Regions from separate parts of the Mus musculus genome. Here all the other regions are linked to region 2. The links are chromatin loops, found by intact Hi-C in ENCODE. Cell type or tissue: left cerebral cortex. All regions are shown on one strand. Each heading gives the region's core, and the rest is flanking DNA. Links, peaks and the distances in the headings are about the cores only. Region 1 overlaps Tnik (TRAF2 and NCK interacting kinase). Region 2 overlaps Tnik (TRAF2 and NCK interacting kinase). Region 3 holds the start of Tnik (TRAF2 and NCK interacting kinase).

Region 1 (10,152 bases), core at 1,075-9,074, 110 kb before region 2:
ATACACGCTCAAAGTCTTCTGGGAAATGGAGCATGTGGAGCAGGAGGGAGTGGTGGATGGTGGATGGCGATGAATAATTTTGGAGCTAGGGAGTAGGGGTGCTTTGAACAGTACAATGCATACTCTGTTGCCTCTCAATTGCTATTTTAGAAGTAGCTAAAACTGAAGCCATCTAATACTATATGTATTTTAGCAGAATTTTAAAAAATGTTGCATTTGTTTCAATGCTCCAGTCGGGAAAGCAGAGGATAGTGTGGGCGGCAGGGATTAGACACTGGTGGGAGGCTGCCTGGTGCTAGATTGAGCACATGAGTGCTTCTCACATGGCTCCACTCTGGTGTACCTGGAAGCAACATTATGTAGAGAATCATGCTTCGGTTGGTGCCAGAGGATGGACCAAAACCATTCTGGGACACATGATCAAAGCATCTTCCCAAGCATGTCTATGTCCTTTCTCCCAATCACATTTTGGAAAAGACATAGTGTCAAGACCTCCCAGGGATGCATCAACAGTTCTCAAGTCATTGGGAGAAAATGTCCTACCATTGGGTCCTATTAGGCCACATAATTGCCGTCCCCAAAGAGAGCAGTGGAAGCCAGCAACTCCAGTCTTTCAAAATTAGATTGGACAAAATACTTTCAAATATTCAATAGGAAACACTCCAGCTCTAGGCAGGCACTAATGTTAGTGATTTCTATAATCTTGTTTCTCTATTCAGCTGCAGCTGAGGGCCGCTCCATTCTTTTCATCTCACTGAGGAACAAAATGATTGTTAAATTATGTAATGGGACTCTAAAGAAGGAAAGAAAGAAACTGAAAGAAACCAGAACTTGCCAGCAATGAGTTCCTACAGCCACACAGCAACACTGATAATTACTTCCACCACGCAGCAGGGACCTTCCCTCCCCATAAGTAGCCCCATCTCATTAATAAACAGACATAGGGCTCAACATGCCAAGCCTGACTAAGTGAGGCAAGTCAGGATCTCACATGGAGGATGCAATGGATCATTAGTATCTCCCAGGAAAGACAGCTTCCTCAGAGTTTACACTAAGTCAACAAGATACATCAGCACTTATTTAGAACTTAATATGCTGGGCACTTAACAGCTTGCTGATTTACAAACAAAACAAAAAGTAAACAAAAATCTTTTGCATGACTCTCATCTCAGTTTTCTTTTTATTGTCTTTGGCCTTACCCAGAGTGAATACTCATTAAGGCATAAAAAACATCATCTTAGTAACTTTGTGACCTAGACACTGCATTAGTTACATGACCTGTTACAAAAGCGTGTTGTCTTACAGTTCAAAGCCATAGCCTATCACAGTGAGTAAGGCGAAGTGTGAGAAGATCGGAGCAGCTGGTTACATTGTATCCATAGTGAGGAAGCAGAGGAAGATGAAGGCTTTTGTTCCGCTAGATTTCTGCCTTTTGTTCACTCTGGGACCCCAGCTCATGGAATTGTCTCACCATAGTGGATAAGTCTTTTATATCAAGGAACTTAATCAAGATAACCCTTCACAAACATAGCCAGAGGCTAGCCTAGTCTCGATAGTACATCACTGACTTGGCCAGAGGATTTGCTCTTGGGTGATTCTAGATCCTATTAACATTTGGTCTGTTTTTTCCTTCCAGTCCCATGCTTCCAGAAATAAGAGTCTCAAAATGTCAATTGGCCATACAGCTAGGCTTTTCTCTGACTAGACCATAACTTAAAATAACCCATTTATTCTAGTCTACATTCTACCATGTGGCTGGTTACATGTGTTCAGATACCATGCATCTGTCTCGTCCTCACATCTTTCAGGGTAAATCTCCCACTGGGCAGTATCCCAGAATCCTTTCTGCCTCCTGATATCCCACCTCCTATTTCTTGCCTAAGCTATAGGCCATCATATTTTTCTTAGCAGGGGTCATATCCATACAGACATACAATATTCTGTCAACAAGATCCTATCAAGTTGACACTAAATGATAACCGCCATAGACATGTTCCCTAGCCAGGACTATCCCATCTCCACTCTGGTTAAATTGCTATGAATAAGCATCGGGGACCAGGAAGATGGCTCAGGGTTTGAAGTGTTTGTCATGCAAATACAAGGACCTGAGTTCCACACACAGCACCCAGATAAAACTGGGTATGCAACCTGTACTTGTGAGAGCAGTACTGGGCAGGCAGAGACAGGAAGATCTCCAGAGCTTGTCAGCTCAATAGTGTAACCTAATTGGCAACCTAACTGGTTAGAATAAGAGATGCCCCAACCTTTACACACACACACACAGACGACACACACACACACACACAGACACACACACACACACAGACATTCAGACACACACACACACACACACACACACACACACACACACATGGATAGCTCCTGAGGAAAACACCAGAGGTTAACATCCAGCATACGAGTGCTAACACACACACATATGCAGGTACATTGCACAAAAAAAGAACATGCATATATATAAACCATAGACATACAGACCTGATGTGAACGTTAGTTTCACTAACAAATGGAAAGCTGCCAGTAACCAGAACCCTCAAATATATATAGCTGACTGCCTCTTAGCATGACCACTCTGTCCTAGAGGTCATGTTCAATTGCGTGGTAATGTCACCGGGCAGAAGGAGCTTGAAAGGCAATGGGCATAGGTGCTTCTAGGGCCTCTGATGAAACAGTGCCAAGTCATTTTGCTCAAGTTTGTACCACAAAACAAAGAGACAGTCTACCCTCCAGACAACGTGTTGTTCCAAGGAAGGAGGCAGTAATGGAAGTGTCAGACAGGATACTGAAAGAAATCAGAGATTTAAAAATCATCAGTATCCTCTGAACAACTGGGTCAGAAACTATTCCTACCACTTGGGAAGAAAGAAAGGAGGCTAAATTGAATTCGGTGAGAGAAGTGTGCTTAAGCAGATGGGGACTGGCTTGGGGCCTGAAGGATGGATTCTAAAAAGAGCATGGTATAATGTGAATAGATTATAAAAATAAATGCTTGGATTACTTGAATAACTATGTCTGTCTAAGTAAAAAAGGTTGTTTTCTAAGAACTGAGTCCTGACACATTTCGCAATTCACATGGTTGATTGCTATAGATTTTTGCCAGTTGTCTATTACTATGAAACACAATATTGTTTCTTTGCAGTGTTGAGGTAGAAATATTACTTAGTAATGGAGTTTATGAGAAGCTCTAGTTCCAACATCTCTCTCTCCCCCCTCTCATGCACACATACACAGGCATGTATACAAACACATATGCACATGCATATACACATATGTATTCACACATGCACACATATGCAAACACACACGTGTATAACTTTTGCCAAGAATGTGCTTTATTCTCCACCTCTCCTAGATATGACAGAAGCATGGAGTCAGCCCTGATTTCAGTCTTCTTCACATGGCACAGAGCATAGGTCTTGGCAGAGAACCATGAAGTCCAACCACTTCATTTTACAACCTCAGTGACTTCTGAAGGTCAATTCTGAGATAATTTTCCAGATCCCGAGAGAATTCAGTCACTCGTTAGTTAATCAGCTCTAAGTTCCTATAGAAAGGAACAAAGTCTCAAGATGGCATTTTAATGTTGTAGGTCCTAAGTCAGAATGTCTGGACAGGAGCCTGTCCTTCTAAGATGATGCCAGTCAGTCACCCACAAGAATAAGTGACAATAAGTGGATCCTTTCTCTTTAGTGGGAAAGAGAGGGTCAGGCAGCAGGGCTGGGAACAGGATCAAGGGGTTGAGTTCTCCCTAGGATGAACCAAACCTCTGAAGAGACTAAGAAAAGTTTAGAAGCAACTTCCAAGAAATCCCAGCCCTGTAAAAAATCAGCCTAGTGACCTTGGAGGTTTAGAAAGCTCCGGGAGGAACGTGGTATTTTTATCTTGTGTGGTTGGGAAGAGCCACAGATCCCATCTGCATGATTTATGAAGGTGTGAACCAAACTCAAAATTCAGCAGCTTTGAAAGAAGTTGCTTCATTTGCCAGGGGTCGTTTAAATCTCACAATAGGAAATGCCTCCATACAGAAACACAAAAGCAAACTGAACAGCCTTGCATATTCAACTTTAAATGAGCATGTATTGAGGTTTAAAAAGAAAAAAAATTAATTTTTATTTTTAGACTGGAGAATTCTCAAACAAAGTATAAGTTATGCAAAGATAAAAGGACTGCCAAGTGTCCCCCACGCTGTCCACGAGGTTGCGGGCAGGCTTTTGCTCTGCTAGTAACAAAGGCATTTTGAATAATCCGAGCCAACTGGTATTTTTAGCAAGCAAAGCCTGCCTACAGACCAAGATCATGGGCTATCAGTCATCCATGTCCAAGCAGAGCCAGTGTGACAGCATCCATTTCACAAGCAGCTATGTGCGAACTCCTGGGTAATTTCCTTAGCAGGAGTGACTCATCACATACATATGAGCTCCACAGATTCCAACAAAGGAATTAACCTAAAGGGGAGAAGAAACATAGGCTGTGATAACAGCCCAGCCAGTGAAGTGCTTGCCCTGCAAGCACAAGGAACCAGATCCCTGGCTCCCACAGAAATACACAGGCAGGGGATACTGGAGGACCAGAGACAGGCAGATCCCTGGGACTCGCTGGCCAGCCAGCCTAACGTAATGAGCAAGCTTTAGGCCAATGAGTGGTCTTGTCTCAAAACTTAAGCTGTATGGGTCTTGTGGAATAATTCTTGGAATTGTCCTCTGGCCTCCACATATACCCCACCATAAATACATACGTTTTTACACATACACACAAACACATACCCACACACAAATGCACATGCATACACAGAAATAGTAAGTATGTATAATTCTGCATCTCAAAATATTAAACTCAAACAGAAAAAAAAATAGGAATTAGGAGTAAGGTTTTAGCCAGGTTAAAGGTAGGGAAAGTCAGGCTGGGGAAATGTCTCACTTTTCAATAATGGCACTTGACAAGCAGGCAAGAGGATATGACTTCAAATACCTAACACCCATGTAGACCTTAGGCTGCATGTAACAATATAATCCAAGCATTGGGTCACAGTCAGATAGGTGGATCATGGGTAACCACAAGTCAGGCATCTTCATCAAAAGGAGCATTGAGTCTGGAGAATAGACTTTGTCTTTAAAATATAATGTGGAAAGTAGACTGAGGAAGATAGCTAATGCCTTCCTCTGGCTTCTGCATGGATGGTCATATGTAGATGGACACACACTCATACACACTCAGTGCTCCCCACCACAAACAGAAAAAAACAAAAACCAGAACAAAGCTAAAAATCATAGGCTTTGCAAATTCACGGTAGAGTACCTTGACAGCCGAAGGTCCTGAGAAGCAAGGTGTGGACAAGAACCTTAGGTCAATGTTAATCTAAACCGAGAGCCAGGAGCTTCACAATCAGTTTTGAATACAGACAAAGTCATTCTTTTGTTAAGGCAAAAACCAGTGTAAACAATTTAAATGAAAGTTCTTGGGATTACAAAAAAAATTAGGTTTTCCATCTTGTCAGCAGCCCCACCCCCCACCCCAGTTCATAAATCCTGCACTAAGGGCAAGGCAGCAGCCTCTGCTCAGAGCCGTTCTCCTGACCATTTTAGACTCCCACACTTACAAAGTCCCACCTTCTTGGATTTCTGCTCTCAAGTAATGAGATTCATTTGTTTCCCTAGGACAGTGACTTAGTGTATGTCTACAAAGGAAGTTCTCTACTCATAAAAGCAACAACCAGTGATGGAAATGAGTTTCTTTTCAAGGGGAAAGGCTCATTTTTTTTTTTTTTTTTTTAGATATTTACACAATATTTTCAGCATATTTATTAAAGATAGGATAAACAGCCAGAAATTATTTTTAGTACATATATTTAAGGTAAATAGCAATTTCATGTGATGTAGATTCCATCCATTTTATAGGGTTAGCCATTGAGAGTTATTTGAAACAAAAACATCATTTATTAATGAATCTGCTATCTTTCCCTCAAACCATATAATGTTTGGTGCAAAATAAGCATCCAGTAAATATTTGTTATATTTGTTGAATTATCAAATGAATGAATAAAAGCATGAATAAGTAAAACGATTGATTTATAGTCTCCCATGTTTAATATCTGAAAGGGTAGCACTAATTTCTTTCTCAATGTTAATATATTCTTGGATTTATAGGAATGTATGCAAGCATATGTTCTTTTTTTTTAAACAGTGGGCTGTTGTTGAAAACTTCAACTGGTTTTGTTCTGTTTTTCAGATTTACAGCATTCATAAAATAAAGTGTCATGAGGCATAAAATTTCCTTTTGTGATGACTAAAGAAAGGTATATATTGAAATAAAATGGGGTTTGAAGAGGGTTTGAAGAGGGACAGAAATTATTTAGACTTAATCAAAAGGATCTTACGTTGTACTGTTTAAAATAAGAATTTCTAGTCACTATCTGAGAATCTCTAATGTGATTCTTTTTTTATTAGATATTTGCTTTACTTACATTTCAAATGTTATCCCCTTTCCTAGTTTCCCCTCCAAAAAACTCCTCCCCTGTCCTCCCTCCCCCTGCTCCTCAACCCACCCTGCTGCAGATCCTCTGGGTCCCTTTGTCTGCATGGAATGAGTTTCTGGGGCAGGTGGGCAAGGCATTAGCCAGTGACAGACAGATCAACATGTGAGATTGTGTAGAACCTGAATGTATTCTCACAAAGTGAATACCAGTTTTATATAGTACAGAAAATATATGGGGTTGGAAGTCACAGCAGGCAAGGTACATTGAAGTTACCTGATACAAAACAAAGGAATGACTACAAAGGGACTTACAGGAACCAGGTAAATGTTTACAGTAAAGATAAAGCAGTCCTGCCTAGGGTCAGCTTAGTGACAGGTAAGGATTTCACACTCTAGTGCTATACCTTTGAACCTTGAGAAGGCTAGCACCAGGGGGTTCTGCTCTTGGCAGGCCTCATGAATAATGCAATATCACAACTCCCCTATCTCCTAGGCCTTGCTAAATTCTTTTTTTTTTTTTTTCCATTTTTTATTAGGTATTTAGCTCATTTACATTTCCAATGCTATACCAAAAGTCCCCCTTACCCACCCACCCCCACTCCCCTACCCACCCACTCCCCCCCTTTGGCCCTGGCGTTCCCCTGTACCGGGGCACACAAAGTCTGCGTGTCCAATGGGCCTCTCTTTCCAGTGATGGCCGACTAGGCCATCTTTTGATACATATGCAGCTAGAGTCAAGAGCTCAGGGGTACTGGTTAGTTCATAATGTTTTTCCACCTATAGGGTTGAAGATCCCTTTAGCTCCTTGGATACTTTCTCTAGCTCCTCCATTGGGAGCCCTGTGATCCATCCATTAGCTGACTGTGAGCATCCACTTCTGTGTTTGCTAGGCCCCGGCATAGTCTCACAAGAGACAGCTACATCTGGGTCCTTTCGATAAAATCTTGCTAGTATATGCAATGGTGTCAGCGTTTGGATGCTGATTATGGGGTGGATCCCTGGATATGGCAGTCTCTACATGGTCCATCCTTTCATCTCAGCTCCAAACTTTGTTTCTGTAACTCCTTCCATGGGTGTTTTGTTCCCACTTCTAAGGAGGGGCATAGTGTCCACACTTCAGTCTTCATTTTTCTTGAGTTTCATGTGTTTAGGAAATTGTATCTTATATCGTGGGTATCCTAGGTTTTGGGCTAGTATCCACTTATCAGTGAGTACATATTGTGTGAGTTCCTTTGTGATTGTGTTACCTCACTCAGGATGATGCTCTCCAGGTCCATCCATTTGGCTAGGAATTTCATAAATTCATTCTTTTTAATAGCTGAGTAGTACTCCATTGTGTAGATGTACCACATTTTCTGTATCCATTCCTCTGTTGAGGGGCATCTGGGTTCTTTCCAGTTTCTGGCTATTATAAATAAGGCTGCTATGAACATAGTGGAGCATGTGTCCTTCTTACCAGTTGGGGCTTCTTCTGGATATATGCCCAGGAGAGGTATTGCTGGATCCTCCGGTAGTACTATGTCCAATTTTCTGAGGAACCGCCAGACTGATTTCCAGAGTGGTTGTACAAGCCTGCAATCCCACCAACAATGGAGGAGTGTTCCTCTTTCTCCACATCCTCGCCAGCATCTGCTGTCACCTGAATTTTTGATCTTAGCCATTCTCACTGGTGTGAGGTGGAATCTCAGGGTTGTTTTGATTTGCATTTCCCTGATGATTAAGGATGTTGAACATTTTTTCAGGTGCTTCTCTGCCATTCGGTATTCCTCAGGTGAGAATTCTTTGTTCAGTTCTGAGCCCCATTTTTTAAGGGGGTTATTTGATTTTCTGAGGTCCACCTTCTTGAGTTCTTTATATATGTTGGATATTAGTCCCCTATCTGATTTAGGATAGGTAAAGATCCTTTCCCAGTCTGTTGGTGGTCTTTTTGTCTTATAGACAGTGTCTTTTGCCTTGCAGAAACTTTGGAGTTTCATTAGGTCCCATTTGTCAATTCTCGATCTTACAGCACAAGCCATTGCTGTTCTGTTCAGGAATTTTTCCCCTGTGCCCATATCTTCAAGGCTTTTCCCCACTTTCTCCTCTATAAGTTTCAGTGTCTCTGGTTTTATGTGAAGTTCCTTGATCCACTTAGATTTGACCTTAGTACAAGGAGATAAGTATGGATCGATTCGCATTCTTCTACATGATAACAACCAGTTGTGCCAGCACCAATTGTTGAAAATGCTGTCTTTCTTCCACTGGATGGTTTTGGCTCCCTTGTCGAAGATCAAGTGACCATAGGTGTGTGGGTTCATTTCTGGGTCTTCAATTCTATTCCATTGGTCCACTTGTCTGTCTCTATACCAGTACCATGCAGTTTTTATCACAATTGCTCTGTAGTAAAGCTTTAGGTCAGGCATGGTGATTCCACCAGAGGTTCTTTTATCCTTGAGAAGAGTTTTTGCTATCCTCGGTTTTTTGTTATTCCAGATGAATTTGCAAATTGCTCCTTCTAATTCGTTGAAGAATTGAGTTGGAATTTTAATGGGGATTGCATTGAATCTGTAGATTGCTTTTGGCAAGATAGCCATTTTTACAATGTTGGTCCTGCCAATCCATGAGCATGGGAGATCTTTCCATCTTCTGAGATCTTCTTTAATTTCTTTCTTCAGGGACTTGAAGTTTTTATCATACAGATCTTTCACTTCCTTCGTTAGAGTCACGCCGAGATATTTTATATTATTTGTGGCTATTGAGAAGGGTGTTGTTTCCCTAATTTCTTTCTCAGCCTGTTTATTCTTTGTGTAGAGAAAGGCCATTGACTTGTTTGAGTTAATTTTATATCCAGCTACTTCACCGAAGCTGTTTATCAGGTTTAGGAGTTCTCTGTTGGAATTTTTAGGGTCACTTATATATACTATCATATCATCTGCAAAAAGTGATATTTTGACTTCCTCTTTTCCAATTTGTATCCCCTTGATCTCCTTTTGTTGTCGAATTGCTCTGGCTAATACTTCAAGTACTATGTTGAAAAGGTAGGGAGAAAGTGGGCAGCCTTGTCTAGTCCCTGATTTTAGTGGGATTGCTTCCAGCTTCTCTCCATTTACTTTGATGTTGGCTACTGGTTTGCTGTAGATTGCTTTTATCATGTTTAGGTATTGGCCTTGAATTCCTGATCTTTCCAGAACTTTTATCATGAATGGGTGTTGGATCTTGTCAAATGCTTTTTCTGCATCTAACGAGATGATCATGTGGTTTTTGTCTTTGAGTTTGTTTATATAATGGATTACATTGATGGATTTTCGTATATTAAACCATCCCTGCATCCCTGGAATAAAACCTACTTGGTCAGGATGGATGATTGCTTTAATGTGTTCTTGGATTCGGTTAGCGAGAATTTTATTAAGGATTTTTGCATCGATGTTCATAAGAGAAATTGGTCTGAAGTTCTCTATCTTTGTTGGATCTTTCTGTGGTTTAGGTATCAGAGTAATAGTGGCTTCATAAAATGAGTTGGGTAGAATACCTTCTACTTCTATCTTGTGAAAAAGTTTGTGCAGAACTGGAGTTAGATCTTCTTTGAAGGTCTGATAGAACTCTGCACTAAACCCGTCTGGTCCTGGGCTTTTTTTGGCTGGGAGACTATTAATAACTGCTTCTATTTCTTTAGGGGATATGGGA
Region 2 (10,152 bases), core at 954-8,953:
CAGACTTATGGGAGCAGCAGGATTTGGCAACTGAATGAATTTAATTTGTATCCTGCTGACCTAAATGGTATGAGCAGAGGCCTAGAGAGAGAAAGTGTGGACTTTGGGAGAATAGTTAATGGACCAGGTAAGTTGGAGCAAAGGCTACCAAGGGATATGAAAACACTTTGGATAAAAGGGGGGAAGAAAGGCAGCTCATAGAGGCCTGTAAGCCCAGGCTGTTCTGGGCATGGCAAGAAGCTCCTGAACTGAGGGAAGAAACGACGAAGCCGACCCAGGCAACAATGGAGGCAGAGACAGAGGCGGTTCATGAGATCCCTCTTCGTCCTCCTACCTCTGTGACAGTCCTGACAGCACTTGCGTATTCTCTTTCCTGAGCGTCTACCATTTGTTTCTTCCATTTGCCCCATTCACTGAGATTTACTTCCAAGTAATTAAATTTCACAGTTTCCTAAATATTAATATTGTGATATATTTATTAAAAACACTATGCTGTGGAAATTATATATGTAACCGTGTGCTCTTCATAATTAAAAAGTCATCTCAGATTAAATCATCATCACCTTAATAGGGTGATGTCATGACTCCTTGATCTCTTCTCAGGAGAATGTCTGACCTGAGTTCAAAGCCCCCAGGGAAGTAGGTGCCAAACGAATAAGGAAGAAGCCTATAACAAAGGATTCCAGCTTCTGAGTAGCACCAGGCCCCGCCTTCTGTGGATGGCATCAATCCTGGATAGGTAGCTGCTTACTAAAATGACTGAGCATGAGCCAGGGAGAGCAATCCAGTAAGCAGTCCTTCCTTACCATGACATCTGCTTCAGTCCTTGCCTCCAGATTCATGCCTTGAGTTTCTTCTCCTCCCTCTGTGAACTAGAATAAACACTTTGCTCCCCCTAGTTGATTTTGGTCACAGTGTTTATCACAGCAACAGAAAAAAGCAAATTATGACAACAGCTTGCTTGGCTCTCTAGGTCTGACCAGGTGTCATCATGGCCTAGATGCCTCCAAGTCTTTGATGATCACACAGAGGTTCTTAGAAGAGTTTTAGTCATTTACCTACAATGATATTCATTACATAAGACATCCCACCAATGGAAAGAACTGAGCAGAAAGGAGACTGGGAGGCTGCCCAGAATAAAGGACCCAGGACAGTGAGGCAGGAAGGACACAGAAAGCCCATCTTATCCCCATAAACCCCTCTGAGACAAGCTTTGCACGCCTCTCTGATGTTTAGCCTATAAGACACTAGAGGGATCAGGGCTGTGCTTTTCTGTTCATGGTGGTATTACAATCCTGGCACCATGTCCACCCCATAGCTAGGTCCAGACACACACGGGGGCTGAGAGGAGTGGGTGCCAGGCAATAATGATCCTGCTCCATGACACTTGGAGCCTCCTTCTCTTGACCTGGTAATACCCACCACAGACAGTGCAAAGATGCCAAGGATGCTAATTGCCCTCATGCCAGCAACTAGATTCCTGTGGTAACAGAAGAGAACATATTTCTTACACTGAGTATAGTGTGTGAGATTTTAAAAGTGCCCACTTCTTACAGTTCAGGGGCCTTACATATATAAAAATCTAGTAACCAAAAGAGTAACAGGCTTAGTTTTGAACCAGATCAGTCTTTATCCCAACACTCCTCACTGTAGAAAGGAGTGTCCTCTCATGTGTGATATGATTTCCTGAACCTGGTTGTCCAATAGGACAGACGTGCCTTTAGAGAACGTCCTTCTATAGTAGAATAGAGAGTCTGCAAGATCATTCAGTAGGTGTGCCTCCATTTCTCGGGATGGCCCCAATGTAGGCACAGCATAATTTAGACACATACCAAAGTCCCACAACCCAAACCGGAAGTCTAAGAAATTACCTTCCAAAGCACAAGCAGGCTTCAACTCTGGAGAAAATCTTGAAAAGACATAGAAAAGTTTGAAGAAATATCAAGCAAAAATTTTAAAAGTCAATCTCTATTTTTCTGAAATACTATAGCTCTTGGTAGCAAGTAATTCTAAATCTCCTTGAATCCCTTAAAGCTCCAAAGTGCATGAGCATTAGATAGACATTTCAGAGCTGAGGATGTTGTGCGCCAGTTCTTCACGTCGTTGATGGACTTTATTCTCTTGGCAATGAAGAAAAATATTTAATAAAAATCTGTAAAAGGCGATTTCTGAAACACCTTAGGATTAAATTCTCTTTTGTAAGCTTTTAATTTTTTCTTTATGTTAAGGCAGTGGTTCTCAACCTTCCTAATGCTGTGACCCTTTAATGCAGCTCCTCATGTCATGGTGAAACCAACCATAACATTATTTTTATTGCTACTTTATAACTGTAATTTTCCTACTGTCATGAATCATAATGTAAACATCTGTTTTCCCATGGGCTTAACTGACCCTGTGAAAGGTTATTTTGACTCCCACAAAGGTCTAGACCCACTGGTTGAGAAACCCAGCCTTAGGGGTTAGAGAGAGGGTCCAAAGGTTAAGAGTGCATAGCACATGCCTTTAATCCCAGAGTTAGAGGTTCAAGATCAGCCTAGTCTACAGAGTCAGAACAGCCAAGGCTGCACAGAGAAACCCTGTCTTGGAAAAAAAAAAGTGACTGAGGATGCATGCATGCATGCATACACACATACACATAAATAAATGAACAAATAAAATCTCCATTATTTTAACTTCAGAGTTGAGTATGGTAGCACATGTCTGAGGTCCTAGCAAGGCAAACTGGTAGGTCAAGAGTTCAGGGCCAGATTAAGTTCCATCGCACATTATTGGTAAGCCTGAGCTACATGAAACCTAATATATATATATAAACATATATATATATGCATGTTTATATACATATAGTGTATATAAATGTATGTATGTATGTTTATATACATATATGTGTATATACATATATACACACATATGCTAAAAGTGTATGTAATGTATATATGCATATATATGTATATACTAAAAATCAATATACATAAGGTATAAATATATACATTATATATACACATAATATATATAAATATTGTGTATGTGTGTATATGTGTGTACTTTAAACATTACTGCTGAATACTAAATTTCAGTGGACACCAAAGGTTACCAACAGACCTTACACCAGTGGGTGTAAACAAAGATTTATTTCAGACTCATGGAGCTAAAAATAAGACGGCTGCCATGAGCGTGTAGCTCAGTGGAAGAGTGCTTGCCTGGTGTGTGCGAAGGTGTGGGGCCCATGCTTAGCACTGCACAAAGAAAAACAAGCTGCCTGCAAAACCACACAGAATAACATTTTGTGTTGAGAAAGGTATTATCCTTTTTATTTTCAAGTACCCTGAGCAGGCAGTTTTCCAGAATTCTATAGAGAATATTCTTGCTGGGCAAGAATTCTGCATGGGGAAGCTCTAATGTCAGTGTGAAAAGAATTTAGTATAAAAACAAATTAAAGCAAGAGAGGAGGTGTTTTCTCTTTCAGGTAAATTGAGGCTTAACTATTCTGGTTTCAGAGTACACTGGGGCTGGCCTTACTGCTGGTTTTAAAGCATCAGGAGGGTTTTAAGGAGAAAAGCAGCAGAGGTTTTATGGCCAGTGATTGGTTGATGGACAAACATGGTAAAGAAAACTGCCTGGGATCCTTTCCCCAGGAAAATGGATCCATGAGCTGTTGGCTAGAGAACCTAATTTATTAAAACTCTCTTTGAGCCTTAAGTTCTTTAAGTTCTGTTCAAGGTATTCAGTCAAAAGAACTAAAACCTTTTTAAGGGACCAGAAATGATGAAGGAAAATGCCCTAGAAAGGTTATTAAGTATTTCTCCAAAAGATTATAATCATTTTGAGACAAATATTCTATGAGCTCCATACATTTCCTGCCAGTGCCCCTTTCAGTAGACAGGCAGTTCTAGCTTCCTCCCTGTAGGGGATGCCAGGCTACATCAGGACTAACCGAATCAGCCCTGTCCTAACAGATGGCTTCTGGGAGTATCGTCACCCTACAGTGCACAGAGGGGACTGATCACTCTGTGACTACTCTTAATTGCCAGGGCTCTCAATAAATAAATAAATAAATAAATAAATAAATAAATAAATAAATAAATAAAATATAAAAAAAAAGCCCAGAGGGAGACGACCTACCTGGTCTATCTGTCCCTATTACTGATCAAGCCAAAAAAAAAGAAAAGAAAAAAGAAAAAAAAAAAAAAAGAGGACCTTCTTTCATGGGCCTTCTGGCTTTGGACACCCTGGCCCACTGCACCAGAGTAGCCTTCCAGTTCTTTAATTAGCAGTTAGAAGCAATAAAATAAAGTCCCCATGGTGACACTCTAAAAGTCTCCATGATGACACTCTAAGATGTCTTTTGCCGAGAAATTGCCTAATAAAATTTTGTAAATCGCTACTGTGGGGATTCACTATAATGTCCCACAAATGAAAAATTACAACAAAAAGGTAAAATTGAAAAATACACACAGGGCAATTGGCTGTGTGTGGAAACAAAGAGACGGATGTGGCCAGGCTACCGTTGGTTCTCTTCTGCTGAAAGTGTAGTGCAGGGGACACACCAAGGCCTTTGTCTTATATTTCAAGGGAAAGGGTGTCTGGCTCCAGCACCATAATAAATAAAGTCACTTCTTAATTCTGCATTGTTCAAAGGTGTGCATTGCTCATTGGGGTTTCCTCTGGGATATAGGGTATTGGGAACAAACATGCTTAGCGCACAAAAGGTCATGAGTTCAATAACCAGACCTGGGACAGCAACAACAAAGCGGTTATCTTTTCAAATATATAATTTATGGGGGAAAAAAGGAAGCAAAAAAACATGTTGTATATCTGTTAGTTTCAATTTGGAAAACATCAACTCACCAGTGCCCCTCCGCCACCGAGCTAGGAACCACATGTGGGCAAACATGCAGCAGAGGAATCTCACTTGTCTCTCATTTCTCACAAGGTCTTTCCAGCCTTCATTGTAGAAAAGCTGCCACAGAGAACCAATGAGCTCGCTCATCAGTAGTTCCCTCTGCCACAGAGAACCAATGAGCTCGCTCATCAGTAGTTCCCTCTGCCACAGAGAACCAATGAGCTCGCTCACCAGTGGGTCCCTCTGGTTGGCTGGCTGAGCATAGCACTGGCTATGTTTCCTTATCCAACCCCACAAGGGGGCCCAGCAAAGCAAATGTAGCCTCCTGGAAACTCGATTCCCTCACGGGGAGGCAATGTGTCAGATGGAGAGGCCAGCTCCCAAGCTGTGACATCTGTGGCAGGAGTCTTTCGATTAAATGTAGTTGCCTTTCCTTTTTTTTTCCTCCTTTTTTTTTTCTTTTTAATTCTTAAAATTCTCCGTATGAGTGAACTGGAAACAGACAAAAGCGTGATTTCTGCAGCAACAGCTGCCCAGACTCATTTTCTTTTCATGGCTTACATACTTGGAGCGCTTCGTCCCCAACGGCTGTCCTCATACTGGCAAATCCAAGAAATTCAAGACGTGTAAACAAGGATAGATTTGCCCTTAAATCCCAAGGTCAAAGGCAGCATCTGTTGTTCTGGAAAGAAGGAGGACTTTCTTTTGCTGGTTCGTTTATTGAGGTTCTGACGGTTGGTTAGGTTTTCTGTTGTGTTTTTTTTTCCTTTCTTTTAACAGAAGTAAACAAAAATGCTATAGACGCTTCCTTGTTCTAATAGGAAATGCAAAACATTAAACATCCTACAGAAAGATGTATAAACATCCTTCAATTTGATATTTGATTTGCACATAAGAAAGGCAAGCCACACTGTGATTTTTAAAGCTGATAGGAAAAGTCATTTTCCATACTGACCCCTTTTCCCCAGATGACATTTGGTCATTAAATTATTCAAGGAGTTTTTCCTTTTATACACATTAATACTGTCCACCACCATGCCAGTCCTGAAAGGCAGGTTCACCTCCTGTAGGACACAGATGGATTATGGCAAAGAAGGATCTCACAGTACAGGCAGATAAAAAAGATTTCAGACTAGCAGATTAACACACCAGGCAAGGACAGAGGAAGATACACAATTACTGACAAACAGAACCAAATACTATTCAGAGTCACCATTTTTTTAAAGGGAACATGTTGTCATTCTGTTTTGCCTGTTTATCTCTACCCTGCCACCCAGCTAATTAACATATGTGTCAGTTCTAATTTAACCAACGACTTTGAAAGTCCAGAAAACCTGATTAAAACAACAGTAGTACCCGGAGAAAGATGCCACCCGTTTTCCAGGCGTGTGCCCTAGTAGCACATGTGGGCAAATGTTGCATTTCTAACTTGAATCCGTATGGATTGTGGGATTAGTACATGCCTGCCTTATTTTAATACCAATTGCCTGGAAAAGATACTCCAGTTTATTTAATTTTTATTTATTAATTTAGTCTTTTACTTTACACACGAGCAATGTGTCCTGATAGCGCTCTTTTGTCTTCATAGTTCCTTAGATCCACAACCCCTCCCAGTCCTGCCAGGTCCTTTCCCAAGGTTCACTGCTTCTGCTTTTATTCTTGATCCTATAGAGCAAACATCAGTAACCAATTCTTTTATACAGACGTGAATTCCCAAAAGCTATATTCAGAAAAGGTGAATGTGAACATTCTTATAAATCATAGGTCAATTATAATTGAGATTCACAGTAACATGCTCAGTGTCTTCTTAAATGTGACTCTCTTTTTATATTTAAGTAACTAATTTTAGTTCTGCAAATAATATAGGAATCATGCTCACTTAAGATCATCAAATCACTCAGAGAAAGAAAGTACCCCCTCCTTAATAATCGCATCATAAAATCAAATTCTCAGGGTTGAGCACTGTTACCACTGATAGCAAGCATACATAAGTACGGTGAGTTGAGACATTTCACACTGTCAGGTGTCTTATGGAAATTTCCTAATTGAGTAGAATTTCATAATATAAGGCAGTGAGAAGGTGACATGTCTGCACCTGTGACTGAAGTCTGATTAGAGCCCAGCCTGGTTTTTCCTTTGTGCTTTTGTGTGTGGCTGCTTTCCTGTTTCACATGATGGACGGGGGAGGGGGGGTTGTGGTATTAATCAGCCTTTCACTGCTATAATAAAATACCTAAGCAGGTGTATGGTGGCTTGCAGTCTTGGAGGTTCTGTCCACTTTTGGTAAGCCCTGTTGCTTTGGGCCTGTGGTGTGGTAGAGCACCATGGCAGGAACACCCATGAAGGGACAAAACTGTTCACATCATGACCAGAAAGTAAAAGGAAGTTAAGAAGGGCCACTATACTGTTTCTACAGATCCCAGTGGTGCCAGCCTTGGGGCAAGCCTTTACCACCTGGGCCTTCTGGGACATCCCAACCTATGCATTCAAGGTATCATTTGCTCTCTGGCCCTTTACTGTGTTTGTCAACCTGTGGTTTTATGATGTGAGCTGTCTCTCCCTTCTGTCTTACAAGGAAACTACTTCTTTGTATTCCGCTTGGACACCTGCAGTGGGTAAAAACGGACAGATATATGCTGAAGATAGTAAAAGGGGTTTTGTTTTGTTTTTTTTTAATATGGCCTGGTTACTAGGTATCTTACAAGTCCTTGTGTTTTGACGCTGAAGTATCTCCATATGCTTGCTTGTGTGTCTGACCATGTGCTTGCCAAGCTCATGGCTCTGTTTTGGAAGCTGATGAACTGTTTAGGATGGAACCCCACTTGCAAAAGTGAGTCACTGGGGGAGGGGAGCAGAAGACTTACATTTGGGTTCCACTTTCTGTCTACTTCATGTTGTTTGCTTCCTGCTTCCTGCTTCCTGTTTCCTGCTTCCTGCTTCCTGACTATAGACACAATATGACCAGAGCCACCAGGTTGCTGATGCCAGTCCTTCCCTTACCATGATCGACTGTGTCCCTTCACAAACCATGAACCATGCAAACTCATCCTTTTAGTTGCTTCTTCATACATATTTTGTCATAGCATCAAGAAAAATAACTTAGTCCTTTACATTTTTCCAAGTTGGCTATTGACATGGGGCACTGCCTTTGCATTGCTCTCCAGAGACAAGAACCCTCATCTGTCTGCTGATCACGTTCTTTGTTCTAGACACTAAGACTTCTGTGGTCAACCCTCTTTGCCCTCAGGGACCTCTGGCATGGTCTGTTCATTACAATGGTGAGAATCTACAAATCACAGGGACAAAATACAGTGCATGTAGTGAGGAGCCTGGAAGAAATTTCCATGTATTCAGATTGAGACCCTTTTAAAAAGTGCACAGTTACTACACAGAAGAACAAGAAGCACAGAGAGAGAATCTCACCACTTACTGCTTCGCGATGTCCTCAAACTCTGACTCAGATAAACCAAGGTCACAACCCAGCGTGCCATTAACATCAAACTGTTAATACTATGCACCATCAACAGACTAGACGTTTACATTTCATTTTCTGAGTTTCTAATCCTTTTTTTTTTACATCCAAGACCCTCCATAGCAAAGAGGAACAAGAAGACCAACCATTCTAGCACAGCTAATGGCCATTCTTTGACATAAAGGAAACAACCAACGAAAACAAGCTTCTCCATTCTACAGTGTACTCTCAAAAGCAAAGGGTTCATTCCCCAGCAGAACTCAATCCAGATGAAAGCAGCATGATGCTTTTAATGCACATGAAATCTGCACGTGTGCAGAGTACAATGGATGGAAGAGAAGAAGCCATGAGGGGAGTGTGGGTGTAGAGCTAAACAACTCTAGCCTTGAGGCTCTGTGCCTTTAAAGCTTCAGTTCCTTTGAGTAACTGAGGACATTCAAATTAGGTCAGCCTCTCCCTTCTATGGGCTCCTTCCTGTTCTATGTTCCTGTTGCTTTCATAGAGAACTAAACAAGCTTAAAAGGTCTCTAGAGCGAAGCAGCCCCTGGAATCTAGGACAGAAAGAACAAAATGACTTTCCCACTTTCCTCAGCTGCCACCAGCTCTGTTATTGTCACAGGGAAGGCTGAGTGAGCCTGTTTTGTCTGGTTCTAGCTGACACTGTCTGAACCAGAGTCTCATTAGAACCTGAACTGCTGGGGTCAGGTGTTCTTACTCATCTAATTGTTGGTAATTAGATGGGCCACCGTCACCTAACACAAAGACTTTGGTTTGAGAATTAGTGAGGTTTGGTGATTCACTGAAGATTTCAAATAATAATAACACTGGAGAATTGCAATTAGCTCAGCCTGCAGAATCGGATAAATTTCTCTTGCAAACGTACAGGTGTTGCAAAGCTTCAGCACTGGAAGATGAACACAGCCTGCAAAACCATCTTCTTCAGGGGAGGAAACAGTGGCTGGTGTTGTCCTCACAGCCCAGATTTCCTTCTGCAAGCAGAGGAACAGCAAGGCTAGCAGCAATATACAAGAGAGGATGGGTACTCAAAGCCTGGACAAGCTGGAAAGAAGGATGCTTCATGGAGAAGACATGGAGAGAGGAGGGTAAAGGCGCCCATGGCTCAGCCTAACAACCTGAGTTTGATCCCTTCAGCCTATATGGTCCAAGCCTACAGATTGACCTCTGACCTTTACATAGATGCTGTGATGTGTGCATGTGCATGCATGCTAAGTAAATGTAATCTTTTAAAAATCAGTTAGCTGATTATTAGATCAATTATGCATTATTTATTTTTAAATGGTTATCATAGGTGCTTGTGCCTTCAACTCTCTGTTTAGATGCTGATGCTCACTTCAGGGTACTGTAAGCTTGACATAAGAAATGCAGCAGGTACTTAAGCATTTCCCAAACTGATGTCTTGAAAAGCTGTGTTAATTCCTTTCTCCCTTAAGACAGTTTCCCATTAATCTTTAGGTTTACATAAAGCTATAATCAGCAGGTGAGATCTAAGCCTGTGAGTTTCAGTCATGGGCATGTATCCATACAGCTGGTAGACTGCCAAAGCATAGATGTCTATACACCATCAGTCTGGAGAATGAGATTTGCATCCAGAAAGGGCTATAGGACTAAACAGAACATAGCAGAAGATTGGCTGCATGAGGCCTGGTTCCTGAGACCACCCTCTAAGATGGATTCTCTCTTTCACTAGAGCTGACTCTTCAAGAGCTTCTGAGGAGGACAAAGTGTGATTGGATGGGATCTGCCAGGAAGTTCACGGTTTTGTCTGATAGAATACTGCCAGTCTAGAGCATAGGCCCTCACTTCTGCATGAGAGCTACAG
Region 3 (10,152 bases), core at 1,028-9,027, 150 kb after region 2:
AGGTCAGGAGCAGGGGGTGCGGGAAGAAGAGATTGATGGCTAGGTCCAGAAAGGCATGGGGGTGGAGGTGAAGGCGGTGTAAGTCATCTAATTTTGTCTGAGTCCTGCCCCAAGCTGAAAGTCTGAGGTCAGAACCCCTGACCTTGAGTGCCCGACGCCTTGGGCCAGGCTGAGCAGAGCCAGTGTTGAGAAACACGATCCTCTTCAGAAGGCTGTCTGTGCTGAGCTCACCTCATAGGCAATGCAGCATCATGGTGGATAATTTCATCTTTTAATACAGCGAGGTCTGAAGCAGGCATGACTCAAGCCCAGGTCTGAATAAGAAGATTGTTTGCAGTAGCCTGGGTGCGTGCATACACATTTTCATACACCCACATGGAGAGAACTTAGTCTGTAATACTACATATAATATCTGCTGTAATACTACATGTAATATCCGCTGTAATACTACATGTAATATCCGCTGTAATACTACATGTAATATCCGCAACTCCAGCAATTTTAAAAAGCATGCATGGACATCAGAAACCTCACACACGGAGGTATCTGAATAATGTGCATGTCTGGACGGACCCCTTGGGACATGTTCAGATGGAGAAGGGTTACTGAGAGAGGTTATCAGCGCAGGACACCATCTGTCCTATCTGATTTAGATGTCTATTTGACTTCGAAGAAGAGACTGAAAGAAGGCTAGGCAAGATACATTCCAAAGGTGCCAGATAGTTCTGGTCATTTGATTTGGTAAGTTCACTGTTTCTAGTAGGTTTTCCACTCTCAAGACAAAAAAATCCATGCCCCTGGTCAAATGATTAATTTCTCTTGCCCTCCCTACTAGCAGAAAACATCTCACTGACTTCATTTCCAGCTACAAATGATCAAATGATGTGTCTTAGAGAGCAGACTGAGGAGTCCGGAACCATATTCTTTCCTCTGGCTACTTTTATTTCCCCCTTGGCTGTGTGACCTTGGACAGCAAAGTTTACCTCTCTGGGTTTCAGCTTCCAGAGTGTCACACTACAGGAATGGGCCAGTGTTCTAAGATTCTTTTCCAGCTCTCATCTATAAAACCATCCCCTACCTAACATTCAAGACTTAGTTGAGCTTCATGAATCCTGCCATGAGGACTCATGGAATTCTGATTATTTCCTAATCATAAACCCCACTTCATTTTAGTCAAAAACAAAAACAAAAACAAAAACAAAACCACCACTACCACCACCACCACAACAACAAAATCCCACCCATATTTTGCATGGCTTAAATGACAGGGCTGGTACTGGTTGCTCTGGTTTGAATTATGCATTGTTCCAATTGGGGAGAATTTCAGACTAGGCCCAGTCTGGGATCACTGACTGAGAACAATAAGCCCCCAAAATCAGAAGGAGAAAGGCCTCTCTAGACAGGATCTGCTTTTAAACCACCAAGCCCAGGGCTTACAAAGAGCATTGATTGTATACATTAAAGAGCCACAGGGATGTCGAGGGGCTGACAGGGCTGCACCACTGACCTTGCCTGCAATTCAGGGTCAGGGTTTCCTCAGAAGGACTTCTCTGCAAGCTTAGGAACCAACCTCTCCAAATCTGGGAAGGCAGCCACCATCTACGCTTCCATTTGTGGGCATCACCTACTGGCCCTCGGAGACAAACGGACCTGCACACCTAGCCTACCACAAGACTGCCTGACGCTCCCAGGCCTGCTGAGTACAACTGTCTGCCCATCTGCATGTAAGTCTTCCAGCCAATAGCTCCCCCAGACACTGGGAGTAGCTGTTATCCTAGCTCTTTGCACACACCAGTGCAGGCAGAGAATTCATTGGGCTTCTTGGGTGACAAAGAGCAATCTCAGTAAATCATACAAAGATATCTGTTCCACATACACATAGCAGAGCCCGGGAGTTTCCTCAAGTATGCATCAAGGTGCTCTGTGCTTGGTATCTCAGAAAACCTTGCCCACAGGAGCTAGTCCCCTCCTCCCAGCCCCCCAACTTAAAAATCATATCAGGGAGAAGGATGCTAAGATTCCTGCTCAGCTATATCACAAGGCTGCCTCATTGTTCAGGCCTCCACCTCTTAGCCACTCCTCCTTCTCCAAGTCTGGTCCACCTGATTAACTCACACCATAGCAACTCCCAGACAGAAGTAGAGCACACACCATGGGTGAAGAGGAAGCCGCGCTTGTTTAAAGCACCCACTCTGCTCCCAACCCCCACACTTAGCTACTCACTGGTTCTGAATGTGGCCTTTGGGCACCAGAAAAACAGACAGCTTACTGTAATCATGCATGAATGAGCTTCTGCTGCCCCACTAGCACAACAGGCCGTTTCATAGGGCAGTCAGTCCTCAACCTTCGAGTTGTCTCTCTGAATTGTCACCTCTCTCTCTCTACCAAAAGATATGGGAAGGGGCAAGGATTCAAGGAGAGGGAAGAAAAGAGACTCGTGGAGCCTGAAGAAAAAGTATCACCTCCATCAGACAGGTATCTAGCCCCTTAAAATATTTGTAGAGAAATGTAAGGGCAGGAAGGCTTTAGTAGACACAGGTAAACGGCCTCAAGATTCTAGCATCAATCTAACAATGTGTTCCGGAGAACCACTGAACTTCCACCCCTACTGGCGGTGGGTGACATGAGATGAGACACCATCTCTTAGGTCTCACCTACCCTCCAGGCATCAAGCATATGCATTTGCTGTTTATTTTATTTTTAGTTCGGGAGAGGAAGAAACTAGTGGAACTGAGATTGGTGTCCAATCTTTCTCAGATGCCTGCTGCTGCCAAGGCCACCACCCCTCCTCACCCCCTTCCTGGCAGGCAGCATCTAATTAAAATGGCAAGAGCGCTCGGCCCCCTTCCCCGAAGGAGTGTGCTGGGATTAGAGGTGGGGGTGGGGAAGCGTCGAGGCTGCAATGGGATTCCTGGCAGTCTGATTTTCAAACAACAGCAAAATGGATTCTAGATCACTAAAGTCTTATTCAATACAATGGAACGACGTCTGAGGTGTTTCATTAGGTAAAGGCAAAGCGGCCGGGCTCGGGGAAGGGAATATGTTTTACAAAGGACTGTTCACAGACCTGGGACACACACACACACACACACACACACACACACACACACACACACACACACACACACAGGCACACAGGCACACAGGCACACACGCACACACAATCTCTCCAGGGAGTTCCGGTGTGGTGAGGAGAAGCGGTTAAGCTTCTCTTTCACCTGCTGAAGTTCAGCCATAAAACTGAAAGGTCACAGTCACCGAGGGAAGGAATAGGCAGGGCTGAGTTCAAACCACAGATAAAGGTGAGTGCACACTGGCATATAGGGAAGAGCTGAGCCGGAGCCCCAGCACCGGAGACAGAAGCCGGGAAGGGAGTCAGTTAGCACCTACAAGACCAGCCCAGAGCAGCAATTACTGCTCCATTGGAGCAGCAGGGTCCGCTGGTAGAGACAGCTAGCTCACGATGGCATCTTGCAGGTAGCTGGCAAACGTGAAGGGCCAGTGCCTTTCTTCTCCAAGAGAATCTTTTGCAGCAAGGAGCAGTCGGGTCTCGCGCCTTGGCACGAGACGGTTGCCCGGGTACACACACACACACACACACACACACACACACACACACACACACACACACCAGCCTTTCATGTAATGCTCTTACACCGATCGAAGATGAAACTGACAAGCTCTACCAGCTTCCTTGCGGAACCTCGGGAACAGCCTAGGAGCACAAGGGGAGCCCAGCCCCTGCTGTAGGGGTAGGGGCTCAGCCTAGAACCCCTCGGCTGCCCCGGAATTAGAACAGAAAGGCAGGGAACGTTCCCTCTTTCAGCCCTAGACCATTGGAAAAAAAGGAAAAAACACGTTCTGCTCACCCTCAGGGCGGAGAGATCGATTTCATCCAGGCTGCGAGCTGGGGAGTCGCTCGCCATGTCGACTCTTCGCGGGAGAAATGGACCAAAACCACCCCGAAGCGTCTTCCTTGGCAATTCCACCCCGGTCTATTTCGCTCGCGTCCTCATGCGGCTGTCCGCCAGAGAGGCCCGGGGCCCAGCCTCCCCCGCCCACCCGGGCCCCAGCAAGAGTCCGATCCCGATCTTCCGAGAGCGTCGATCCGCGGGATCCCGGAGCCCGACCTGCGCGGATCTCCAAGCCCGGAGCCGCGGTGCGTGTGGGCTGCGCGCCCTGATCGGCTAAGGGCGCTGGGGCTGCGTGGGTGTATTTAAATGGGACATGCTTCTTTGCTTGTGCGTGGATGGCGGCTGCATTGGCTGTTATAATGAGACATATCAACTCCTCCACTCAGCTGGGAGGTGGGGGTGGAGAACCACACAGAACTGTCTATCACCGCTTCCTGGGAGGAGTGGGGGGGGGGGGAGAGGCGTGGTCTCCGACTGGGGAGAGGCCGCGCTTCCTGACCGGGTCCCTCCGCCACTAGCCAGGGTGGGGGAGGGGTACGCACCCTTTCCGCCCCAGCTTTTGAGGGTTAATAGTGCTGAATCTAAACAGCCGTTTTTGAGCCTCTCTGTGCAGGAGCCTGAATGCTGAATATATATTTTTAATGTGTCCAATTTGTGCAGTGCACCAAAATGGCTCTTCGATCGTATCTTGGGGTTTCTTGACTGCGTTCAGATACTCTAATGGTGAAAAGGGTGGTGGGGAGAGGCAGCGGGAAAAGGCAGCAGCGTCCTCCCTCCCCCATTAATTATTTGTGGGGCTGGAGTAAAGGCGGGCCGGTGCAACCGGTGCATATAAGGACTTGTGCGCAGGGAAGGGGATCCGCCTCCCCGCGCAGAGCGAGTTGGGGAGAAGCTCACACGCGCCGAGCCGGCAGCCTGGCTTTGGTGCTGAGCAGTGGCCACAGGGTCACGGTCATTCGCGGCCACTGGGTTGCAGGAAGGCAGGCCCGAATCGTCTGTGGTTCTCTAGGCTGAGTAGGTTTGCTAGAAGCTGGAAATCCGAGAGATGTGAGCTCTGTCTGGATATCGCCACACCCAAGACCTGCGCGTGCCGCAATTCCCCACGGAAATGACCGAATTGAAAAGAGAAGCTTGCTCCCTGGGTGCAGTAGCTCGAAGGATTCAGGTGACTCCAAGGCCGACATTAATTGGGCAACATAGTACCTAACCCAGTGTTTCCTCCTTTGTAGCTTTTCCGCGGTGACCTACCTGGATTCATGGAGAAAGTTTGGCTCTAGGATAGTGAGCCCTGACCCGCGAGCTATTTGACTTCGCTCGCTTTTTCACTCAAGAGCTGGGTGTTTGCAGTGGTAACCCGTCATTCTTTATCAAAAGTGTAAAGTCACTTCCCCAACCCTCTCGCATCCTTGCCTGTCTCCTAGTTTGGCCACGCAAAATACGTCGGAAGAAAACATTTATAGTGAACTCTTCCCACTGGCTTCAACTCATCAATAGTTCTGAGTGTTCCTCTAGCATCTACTGAGATAAAAAGCTAAACATACTGGGGGGGGTTGATTTTTATTTGACTTTTTGTTTTGTTTTCTTTTGGGGGGAGTAGAGGTTCTTTTTGATTTATCTTATTGGTTGTTTGATTTGGTATGGTTATGAGACAGATCTTAAGTACTTAAAGGAAGTCTTCCCTTCACTGTGCAGCTGGGGATGGCCTTGAACTCCTCATTGTCCTGCAAATGACCCCCCCCCCCCCGCCCACCCAAGTACTCAGATTACACATGGACACCAACACTTGGGCTGTTGCCACTTCTTTTTAAAGTCATGAAGAATAAACTAATTATGAGCTTCAGAACAAGTTGAAAGAATGAATGAACGGACCAACACTAATGAAATTAGTGTTAGCTGGACTGTTTAGTCTTGGACTCATTGGGGTGGGTCATGTGCTCTCTAAACCATACCATGAAACTAGAATGCTGTTCCGAACCCACAAGCCTCCACGAAGGGACCAAGTAGAAGCCATCTTTTCCCTCCACCACACTTTTCCTTGTGTGTCATCATCATCTTCTCCTTCTCCTTCTTCTTCCCTTCTTCTTCTTCTTCTTCTTCTTCTTCTTCTTCTTCTTCTTCTTCTTCTTCTTCTTCTTCTTCTTCTTCTTCTTCTTCTTCTTCTTCCTCTCCTCCTCCTCCTCCTCCACCTCCTCCTCCTCCTCCTCCTTCTTATCTCACCCTTTCTCTAGACAACAGGTTAACATGTCTCAAGATGAAGCAAAATAATTTCAGATTAGGGTATTGAGATTCATACGCAGGGCTCCTTTAAAAGCTTCAGACTTGAAAATAGGAGATAAACATGCTCACAGAAAAGTACTACAGACTTAGGTGAAACCACAAAAAGGTCTTTTCCCCTAACTCTAATAGCACAAGACTCTACTTTGGGGTTTACAATAGGTTCAGACTAGTCCACTGCTGCTGAGGAAGCCCCACCTCAGACAGAAAGGATGGATATAGCTTCAAAGAGGGTTCAACACAGTGCACCCTGGGGAGGGAGGGAGGAGTGGGTAGAAAGCAGTGGCAGGCAAGGGTGGGAAATCTTAGGACCAGGAGAGGGCAGAGGGCAGATCAGGCAGAGTTCTGCATGCCCTATTCAGGAACATCAAACTCTCTTCTTTAGGCCAAGTACATTTCAGATTTCAGCTGTTCCAGCAGAAGTCTGATTTCTTTCCATCCTGCACTCTTATCAACAGTTTTTGCTTTGTGTTTAATTTAAAAGAAAACATAAGTCACTACTATAAAAAGAGGTCTAGACATACTAGGGCCCCAGTCCTTAGTAGGCACCAAGGACTTAGCACCACTGACTCCATGATGGAAGGACCGCTCAGCTGTAAAACAGCATGGAGACAACACCATCTTCTAAAACTAAAGCCTAGGCCTAGTCCATCAAAAACCATAATTCTGAGAAAGTCTCTAAATGTACTAGCCTTGCTTTTTGGCTTCTGTGGCTCTGCTTCTGGCTAACTGTTCTTGTTAACTGAAGTATGTCAACCTAGAGCATGGTTTTTGTGCTTAAAATCTCACCCTGAGAAAGGCTCTGGGCTACACTGGGATCCTAGCATAGTTGCTGGCTGGCTAATAAAGACTTCCTTTTAGATTAAACCCATGTCTGGTCTGAGAAGTCTTCTCTGGTGAGTACCCCACAGCACTAGACATACCTCCTCCTATAGAAAAGAAAACATTCAATATAAAATCACTATAATGAAAGTAAGGTCTACCATTTTGGTCGGTTATTGCTTCGTTATGGAACAGCCCAGGTAACAAGGAACCCCAGCCTTCACAAGGGCAGACAGGAAGTGCGGGGCAAGAGGTCAGCAACTAAAATTATTTTAGATACATGATGTTAACTGACAGGAAAAAGGGCAAATAGCAAGTAGCATAGGCAGTCAGGATGCGACCAAGATGAGGCTTTACTCCTGTCATGATCTGAAGGACTGGGGAAGCAGAGACCATTCAGGCATATCTTCAAAGCCAAGAAAACACACCTGCCTGCTGGCTGTCTCTACTCTAAGCATGCAACAACAACAGAAAGCCTGGCACAGACAGGAAGTGCACAGCAACTGACCAGGGAGGACGAAGAAGAGGATACAAGGAAGGCAAGGAAGCCCGGTGAGAACTTACGGTTTTTTAAAAGCTGAAGCAAATATCATTACAGGGTTGGAATAGTTAAATATGGACTGCTAGTTATAGGTATTGATAATATTGTCCTTGGTGCATTTACATATTTGGAACATTCTTGTGTTTTAAAAGTACTCAGAAAAGAGAGAAACCAGAGGTGTCTTCTCCTTGTTATGTTCTGTGTTGTTTAATAACAAATCTATGTGCCAAGTCAAATCACAATGTAGAAATCAGAAGTAACACGTGTAGGGGTTCAAATGTAGCCCAGGTTTTCCCCTGACTTGGTACATAGCTCGGGATGACTTTGAAATTTCCAAGTACTGAGCCATCATGTCTACCTCGGAAAAAATATTTTTAAACATACATTAAGGTCTTAAAAGAAGCAATATCAGCTGGCCACTTATCCAGAGCACTGTCTAGATGGTCTAAATCAGTAAGAGTGGATGTGACGTTTAATATGACAACAAAGGAACTGTATGGGTGAGATTTGGGCAGGCCGAAGCTGCATGAGCAGACATGTTTATTGTGGTGAGTAACCAAGGGACTGTATTGATTCATTGATTCATTCGACGTAGATCATTCTATATAAAAGCAGTACTAGGCCCTGAGGAGCCTGAGTCACACAAAACTCTCACCTCACAGAGACAAACAAGCTTATAAACAGCCAGTGACAAGATTATTTTAGATATGTAGTGATAGCTGATATGAAAAAGTACATGCAGAATAAGGAGACTCAGCAGCACACACCCCCCTCCACTGGCACCAGCTCTGAACATGTATGCTAGGGTCAATGAGGCAAGCTAGTACCTGGGTGCTGATTCCCAATGACGGGAAGAAATGGGAACTCACTCCCAAACACTGTGTGTGTCTTCTGAGTGCTGCTCCGTTCTCCTACTACACTCCTTAAAGCAAACCTTCAGTCAGAATGGCACCACTGATGAACAGAGGAGAGCTCTGAACACAGCGTTGGCCCACACGGACAAGTGCACTCCTCCAATGGTCACGGGAGCTATTACTGGAGAAGAAAGACCCTGGCATCAGTTAGCAAACTGAATCAAGACCGAAGATAATAATACAGCAAGACAGGCTTATAATGTGCACACTTAAATCCTTAGAGGTATAATCCAGGACTTGCATGCAGAAAATATAACTTTTTTTTTTCAAAACTAGTTAGAGGACTAGTTAGTCACATTTTATGAGTGTAGGAACATGGACAAGTTGGTAAAGTACTTGCTGCATAAACCTGAGAACATGAATTTTAATCCCAGGACACGCGTGAAAAAGGTTTCCTGCAACAATATACCTGTAATCCCAATACTAGGGAAGTGGAGGCAGGAGGCTTCCTGGGACTGACTGGTCATGTAGTCTCGCTAACTCAGCAAATGCCAGGATCAGGGAGAGACCCTGCCTCAAAAAATAAGGTGAAGAGTAATCGAGAAATGCTCCAATGTTGACCTCTGGCTTTTGAATGCACACATGGGCACACACACACACACATACATGCACACCCACACATCCATGTGCACACACAAACTTATAAATATTTTTAAGAGAATATATTGGAATAAAAGCATAGTAGATTGAAAAAATGATTGTAAATATAATTGTGTTATTAAGATAACCGTTTTATTATCAATATAATAAATCATACACATTCTTCTAAGCATTTGCTGTGGTCTGAGTATTTCTGGAACCCCTAACATTAGACCTTGAAGACCGAGTTCAACAGTGACAGCATGAAGAAGCAGTGCCCTTGTGAGGGACAGCAGTGCCCCTGTGCCCTGGAAGGACACAAGGGGCATCACTTGGAGGATCTGTGTTAACAGATTCAAGCGTCAGTGCCTTGACCTAGGACTCTCCAGCTTCTAAACCTAAGCAATACATTCCTGTTGTGTATAAAATTACCTGAGGCATTTTATTTTAGTAGCCAAAATGAACTAAGAGAACATCCATGTATTTATATATTTAATATTTATTACCTAACAAAATAGTCAATAGTATTAGGATATTTGTCTTACAAGAGAAGAACAGTAAACTTTAGCTTTGCCTGGAGCAACACAGTTATCATAAGAGGATGAGTCAGGATTTGAACTCAGGGTCTTCTTCACTGTGTTACACTGTCACTGATGGAAGGGAAGGATGGGCAGTTCCTACCACAGAGTAGTAAGCCCAGGCTGTTCGTTCATTTATTGGTTGTTATTGTTGTTTTGTTGGAACAGCAGAAAAAGTTAAGCAACATGAAGGTATATCTAAAAGTTCCAACATGCTTCTAATAGAAAATCTGTACAATATGTGGAAGAGTAAAATAAAATGCTATAAGTTGTCCCAGAGTCTATTATTTTATTTTATTTTTTTACTTATTCACTTTACATCCCACTCAGTGGCCCCCTCCTGATCACTCCTTCCCATAATCCTGCCTCCATTCCCCATCCACTTCTCCTCTGAGCAGGTGGGTATCCCTCCATCCTAGTACATCAAGTCTCTGAAAGGCTAGGAGCTTCCTCTCCAATTGAGGCCAGACAAGGCAGCCCAACTAGAAGAACATATCCTACATACAGGCAACAGCTTTTGGGATAGCCCC

Evidence for each region. A loop is a pair of places that touch in the nucleus more often than their neighbours do. Peaks named below come from ENCODE experiments on the same cell type or tissue, not always from the same donor. Only the 100,000 strongest peaks of a DNase experiment are listed, where the experiment ranks them.
Region 1: a loop joins it to region 2, with 1.9 times the contacts of the local background. A loop is called at or near these places in 2 of 42 quality-filtered maps.
Region 3: it touches region 2 in a loop (4-fold over the local background); 12 of 42 quality-filtered maps call a loop at or near these places.

Annotation. Positions count from the first base shown.
Region 1 is chr3:28,517,535-28,527,686 of GRCm38, reverse strand. All of the region lies in intron 4 of Tnik (TRAF2 and NCK interacting kinase), which reads right to left. Among named protein-coding and RNA genes, the nearest start is that of Mir466q, 100 kb to the right of the region's middle. In left cerebral cortex, for the core only: no CTCF peak of the experiment used is centred there; DNase peaks (open chromatin) are centred at 1,633, 2,933, 3,959 and 4,345; H3K27ac peaks cover 3,552 bases.
Region 2 is chr3:28,404,243-28,414,394 of GRCm38, reverse strand. The region is part of intron 2 of Tnik (TRAF2 and NCK interacting kinase); the gene reads right to left. Among named protein-coding and RNA genes, the nearest start is that of Mir466q, 11 kb to the left of the region's middle. In left cerebral cortex, for the core only: CTCF peaks have their summits at 3,895 and 5,126 (motif pointing right); DNase peaks (open chromatin) are centred at 3,917, 5,074, 8,775 and 8,846; H3K4me3 peaks cover 495 bases; H3K27ac peaks cover 2,016 bases.
Region 3 is chr3:28,257,417-28,267,568 of GRCm38, reverse strand. Tnik (TRAF2 and NCK interacting kinase) reads right to left here and starts at 4,355. Exons shown (of 33, transcript NM_026910.1): 1 at 3,870-4,355. The coding sequence starts at 3,926. In left cerebral cortex, for the core only: no CTCF peak of the experiment used is centred there; DNase peaks (open chromatin) are centred at 3,374, 3,658, 4,263, 4,752 and 3 more places; H3K4me3 peaks cover 4,146 bases; H3K27ac peaks cover 3,780 bases.